2 separate regions of the Homo sapiens genome follow, and region 2 is linked to region 1. Evidence: chromatin contacts called from ENCODE Hi-C or POLR2A ChIA-PET data. All regions are on one chromosome and are shown on one strand. Each heading gives the region's core, a stretch centred on a gene start or an enhancer-like site at or near the end of the contact. The rest is flanking DNA. Distances are from core to core; before and after follow the strand shown. Region 1 has its middle 12 kb from the start of LINC02532. Region 2 overlaps LOC105377927 (a long non-coding RNA gene).

Evidence for each region. A loop is a pair of places that touch in the nucleus more often than their neighbours do. ChIA-PET counts read pairs that join two places held with the same protein, here RNA polymerase II (POLR2A). Pooled maps may share reads with other maps.
Region 2: a loop to region 1 is called in a map with no recorded cell type, with 1.9 times the contacts of the local background. The contact joins two enhancer-like sites. A Hi-C loop is called at or near these places in 4 of 37 single-sample maps with no recorded cell type and 5 of 50 pooled maps. POLR2A ChIA-PET finds 5 or more read pairs at or near these places in 1 of 52 experiments (K562).

What each region holds. Positions count from the first base shown.
Region 1 is chr6:106,797,938-106,800,637 of GRCh38, forward strand. No RefSeq gene overlaps it. Among named protein-coding and RNA genes, the nearest start is that of LINC02532, 12 kb to the left of the region's middle. RefSeq lists an enhancer at 1,097-1,391. Within about 2 kb of position 1,339, at least 8 of the 41 ENCODE cell types and tissues checked have a DNase peak (open chromatin) inside an H3K27ac peak, as active enhancers do.
Region 2 is chr6:106,712,196-106,714,895 of GRCh38, forward strand. It overlaps LOC105377927 (a long non-coding RNA gene), which reads left to right. Exons shown (of 4, transcript XR_942841.3): 3 at 1,749-1,892. Among named protein-coding and RNA genes, the nearest start is that of LINC02526, 18 kb to the left of the region's middle. Within about 2 kb of position 1,348, at least 2 of the 41 ENCODE cell types and tissues checked have a DNase peak (open chromatin) inside an H3K27ac peak, as active enhancers do.

The sequences.
Region 1 (2,700 bases), core at 89-2,588:
ATTGGAGATGATAAAACCTACCTTGTAGGATTTTTATGAATATTAAATAAAATAACATGTAAAAACAACTGGCCAGAAATGGTAACAAGCAAGAGTAGAATTTGGGAAAAGGGTTTGCTTGATTCTAACAGATGTTCTCCAAAGGTGCAAAATGAGGTTGTTGAGAAAGGTGGTGTGTGGCTGGTTGATGCGAGGCTTTGAGTCCGCCTGCCTGTGAAGTTTGATTTTGAAATCTCAGCCTCTTAGAAGCCTCTGTAAGGGGATGGGTGGTCACAAAGCCACATCTTATAGTGTGGTCTGCAAGGATGCCTATAAAACACTCAAAGCTTATTGAAAATTCCCCTGCAGATCTCCTCGTCTGAATTCCTCCCCACCCCACACCAATGAGCCACTACACATTCAAGGAAAACAAAGAGACAACTCTAAAGCCCTAAGGAGCGGCCCAGCTAGGCCAGTAGTTTTCCCCAGAGGGAAAATGTGCTTCCAGACACACTCAGCTGAAACTGACTAGAAACTGGACTGTGTTGACTGAACAAGTTGAGAAAGATTTGCCTCTGGCTTTAATAAATTACGACATCAGCTTTTGGCATTTAAAATATTCAACTGTTTACCTTAAAAAGTCTCTTGCGGCCGGACACCGTGGCTCATGCCCGTAATCCCAGCACTTTGGGAGCCCGAAGTGAGTGGATCACCTGAGTTCAGGAGTTTGAGACCAGCCAACATAGTGAAACCCCATCTCTACTAAAAATACAAAAATTAGCCAGGTGTGGTGGCGGGCGCCTGTAATCCCAGCTATTTGGGAAGCTGAGACAGGAGAATCACTTAAACCCGGGAGACAGAGGTTGCGGTGAGCCGAGATTGCGCCGCTGCACTCCAGCCTGGCTGACAAGAGCGAAACTCCAAAAAAAAAAAAAAAAAGTCTCTTGACATTAATTTCTTTTCTGGTTTGAATAAAATAGCCTTTTTCCAGGTTGTATTAATTTGCAATAAAAGTGTTCTGACCCTGTATTTTTCTTGTCTGTAAAATGGACTGAGACGCTATTAAGGTTCCTTTGGGCTCCGAGAACTATAGGACTTGGGGACAAACAAACCAGGTGGCTGATTCTACTGACGGCTTCACTGTCACCTGTGGTTTCTGCTCCTTCAAAGGAGTGAGGATTAGCTGCTATTTAGACACAGGAATGCAGGTCTTTGATTATTTGGGTGTCTGTTTTCACAGGCGTTGGACCTGACCCTGCAGCCTGGGAACCCTGACCGGACCTCTCCTCTGATTTGAAAGTACGCAGGCCTGGCTGACACCAGACACCACAGAGGTGTGGCCCCCACCAGACACAGCTACCATTAAACCCCATCTTGTTGCTCACTGGGTGTGTGGCCTTGGTTAACCACAAACCCGCCTAGATGCCTCACTGGCAGGCCAGCTGAAAGCCATCATTTCTTATCCAGCCCCTTAGGGACAGGATTAGAAGAGTTACCTAAAATGTAAGATGTTGCATTCCTAAAGCCCTGGCTGTAACCCAGGGGGACTCCAGGCAAGACGGCTGATCCCAGCGACTTCACTCCTAAATGAAACCAAAGTCACCTAGTATCCTTGAGTGGCATGACATGGAGAATGGCAAGTGAAACCAGAGCCTTCTTGGCAGTTAACTGAGGTGCTCTGAGAAGGTGGCAAAGGAAGAAAGCCTTGGCTTTATTTAAAGGGGCAATTAAAGTTCAGGAAGGAAAGGAAGTGTTGTTATTCTTAATTTTTCACACTCTCCCTGACCCCAACCACCATTCCACAAATAGCCCAGGATTTCATTTGCTGCCAGCAGAAGTATATAGATATCTCTGGAAAGCTATGAATGATTTACAAGCTGGGTCAATAATTAAGTTATCCGGGGATGTGTAGACATAACCAGTCTTAACTCTTTAAATCTCAGAAGACTTGCTCCCCAGCCTGGCAAGAGAATAATGGTTAGAAACCAAACAAAATCTCCATACAGATTTGAAATGCTTTGAGCTAGTAAAATGTTTCAATCCATTATTTGGGAAAGGCTGATGAGCAGATTGTGTTTCTCATCTTGGTCTGTGATTATTTCTAGGACAAAAGAAACATATTAAGTTGGTACAGAAGTAATTGCCATCTTTGCCATTGCTCTTAATGCAAAAACCACATTTACTTTTGCACCAACCTAATAGTTTGTGGATTCAAGTACCCAAACTCTCAGCTTCGATTCCAGCTCACTCCGGAAGGCCAGGTGATTTTGAGAGGGGCCACTCCCTGGAACTGGCCGTCCTCCCTCAAAGACCTCCTCGTGAAGATTTTAATCAATGATGGATCCAGATCCTTCCAAAGGGAAAAAGCATCATTCACGTGGGGGAGGGGAGTTTGTTTGAGAGCAGCCCCTTTGTTGGCTGATCTGTGGGAGGAACAGCCCAGTGGTCTATGCTAGTTAAGGGGTCAAAGCTAAAACTCCTGAAAGAGTTAGCAAGATGAGACTGCATATGTGCAAACTGGAGAAATTCTGAGAAGAAAGTCGCCCAGGGCTTAAGAAGGGCTTTCATGTGGGGCAGGGCTGGACCTGAGCCTGGAAGGACTGGCGGGTGAGGAGCAGGACACCTCAGAGACAGGCATCATTCCGGGCACAAACCTGTGCTGAGTCCTACCTTCCATGTCCAGACATGTACCTGTGCTGCAGGTACATGAGCCAGAGAGGA
Region 2 (2,700 bases), core at 98-2,597, 86 kb before region 1:
GTGTCTCAATTCATTGAATTGTGATCATGTGATCTGCTAGATCTCACTTTTTAAAAATGTATTTTCTTTATGATCAAATACAGAATTTTTTATTCTTTTTCGTGTTTCATAAACACAGCAAAATATGATACTCTCTATTTGAGGGATATAATGTCTACATATAGCCATTAAGTCAATATTATTGATCATATTAGTCAATTCCTTTCTGTCCTTAATTATTGTTTATCTATTAGACCTGTTCACTTATGAGAGAATATGTTGAAGTCCCTCACCTTCATTGTACAGTTTTGTTGGGTTGTTGTTGCATTTCTGATTGTTTTTGCTTTAGGTTTGGCTTCTATATTGTTTGGTACCTAAAGGCTTTTCACTGTTATATTTTCCTTAATGATAGTATTTCTTATATTATCATTACATAGTCACCCCTTGTAGTGCTTTTCTTCTAAAATTCCACTAGGCATTAACATTTCTACTTCTTTCTTTTTGTTTGCATTTGCCTACTCTTTGATTTTCAGCCTTTTTTATTACTATATTTTAATTGTGTTTCTTATATAAATAGGTTTTGCTTTTTTAATCCAGTGGAATAGTTTGTCTTTTAAAGAAAGAATTTAGTCTTCACATTTTGTGTGTGACTGATATAGTACTTGATTTTATTTCTTACAACTTACTTTTTTTTTAATTTTTTTTTTAATTGAGACAAGGTCTCACTCTGCCGCCCAGGCTGGAGTGCAGTAGCATGATCTCGGCTCACTGCAACCTCTGCCTCCTGGGTTCAAGCGATTCTCCTGCCTCGGCCTCCTGAGTAGCTAGGATTATAGGCATGCACCACCACGCCCGGCTAATTTTGTATTTTTAGTAGAGATAGGGTTTCACCATGTTGGCCAGTTTGGTCTGGAACTCCTGACCTCAAGTGATCCACCCGCCTCGGCCTCCCAAAGTGCTAAGATTACAGGCGTGAGCCACCATGCCCACCCCAGCTTACTTTTTCTGTAATTTATTTTTAGTGTTTTTTTCTCTCTTTCCTTTATATTAGCTTGCCTGAACAAATTATTCTTTCCTGGTTGCATTCTGACACATACTCCTCTACCAGCATTTGAAAACAAGACACTATTATCCTCACCAATACTCATCTTTTACCCCACTGAGATGCTTCTGCTTCCTCCTGATCCCTTCACTCTAACAAGATGAGAGCTTTAGGATCATTTTACTTTCTCTCTCCTCCCCTCATTAGCCCCTTAGAATCTTATTTCTCCCTCTCCTTCCACCCACCAAAAGTTGCTATTTTCTCATTTAAGCTCCTATCCCCACCCCTCCCCGACTCAGACACTCCTCTCCAAGCTTTAGCTTGCTGGGAGTGTGTTCTGCTTTTCTAACTGATTCTCCTCTCTCTCTGGCTGCTGGCCCTTTTTAAAATGGGTTGTTATTTTTTTCTGTGGGCTCATAGGTCTCAGGGTTTGGTGGCTTGTGTGTTCTAAGTGGCGGGAGCCCCATGGGTGGCAGAAGGTCCCCACAGACTGAATTGTAGAAGCCGCCAGCCCCCTGCTAATCACCTGTAGGAAACTCCCCAAACTTCTCACACTGCCCCAGCTTCCAGGTAGAGGACTCAGTCTCCCATTCAGCTCCTCCTTGGCCCCTTCAGCTAGGAAAACCCAGCACAGTCACACTAGGCTTGTGTTGACATTAGCCCTGACAGCCCCTCTCCACTCAGGATTGACTGTCTTCCCTTGTTCACCTTTGACATTATTCTCTAGGCACCTGCCCAGCCCACTGGAAGAAGGAAGCTTACAATTCTGTATGCTTGGAACCCACCAAAGCCTGAGGCCTCACTGGCACCCAGCCATCCACAGGAGTTAGCAGCTGTTTGAGTCCAGAAGGAAGAACTTTTGGAGTCGGAGGTGGGAAAGATAGAAATTGCATCCAAATTATCACATTCCCAGAACCCTCTTTTGGCCCTGTAAGTTATTCCCATAGCCATTGATCATGCAATAGCCTGGATGAAAAGAGTAGAGCTGGAATGAATAGCTACAGTCCTGGTTAACAACAGCTTGAATACAAGCTCATTCCACTCCCAAGTTTCAGGCTGGCCTATCTGGGAGACAAATGCCAACTACTGTGGTCCTACACATTTTTACCACCACTGCATGCAGAGATAAGAGAGAGTTACTGCACTTTCATTATGAAAAAAAGCAACCAAAATGGCTTGGAGTAAAAATGTAAATTTTTCCTAACCCTGCTTTATCTGATGAGATATCCACCTGCAGTGAGGAATCACTGCCAGTTTCCCCTCAGAAGGTGTAAAGATCAGGCTAGTTCTGGGAAGGAAGATTGAGTGAGCATATTATTAACCTAAATGGAATTAGATTTCCGTTTCAATAAAGATTCCCATTAAGGCTGCAAGCAATACAGCGACAGCAGTGCAGCCATAACCACCCACTGCCTGTAGGAAGATGTGCTTGAATTACACCTGGCTGTGCACCCCATTATCACTTCACAAAAGGTAGTAACTTGAGGTGGACCTCTGTGGTCACCGTGTCCTTCTGCTGATGCCACAAAGGAATCCTAGCTTGGATGCAATCAATAATCCAAACATACATTACTCATGTATCAGCATATGACAAGAGGATGACAGTGGTTAATCAGCTAATTATGACATGCTCTTTTCATCCCATAGTGTATGACTTATTGAATATTCTTGTATTTTTA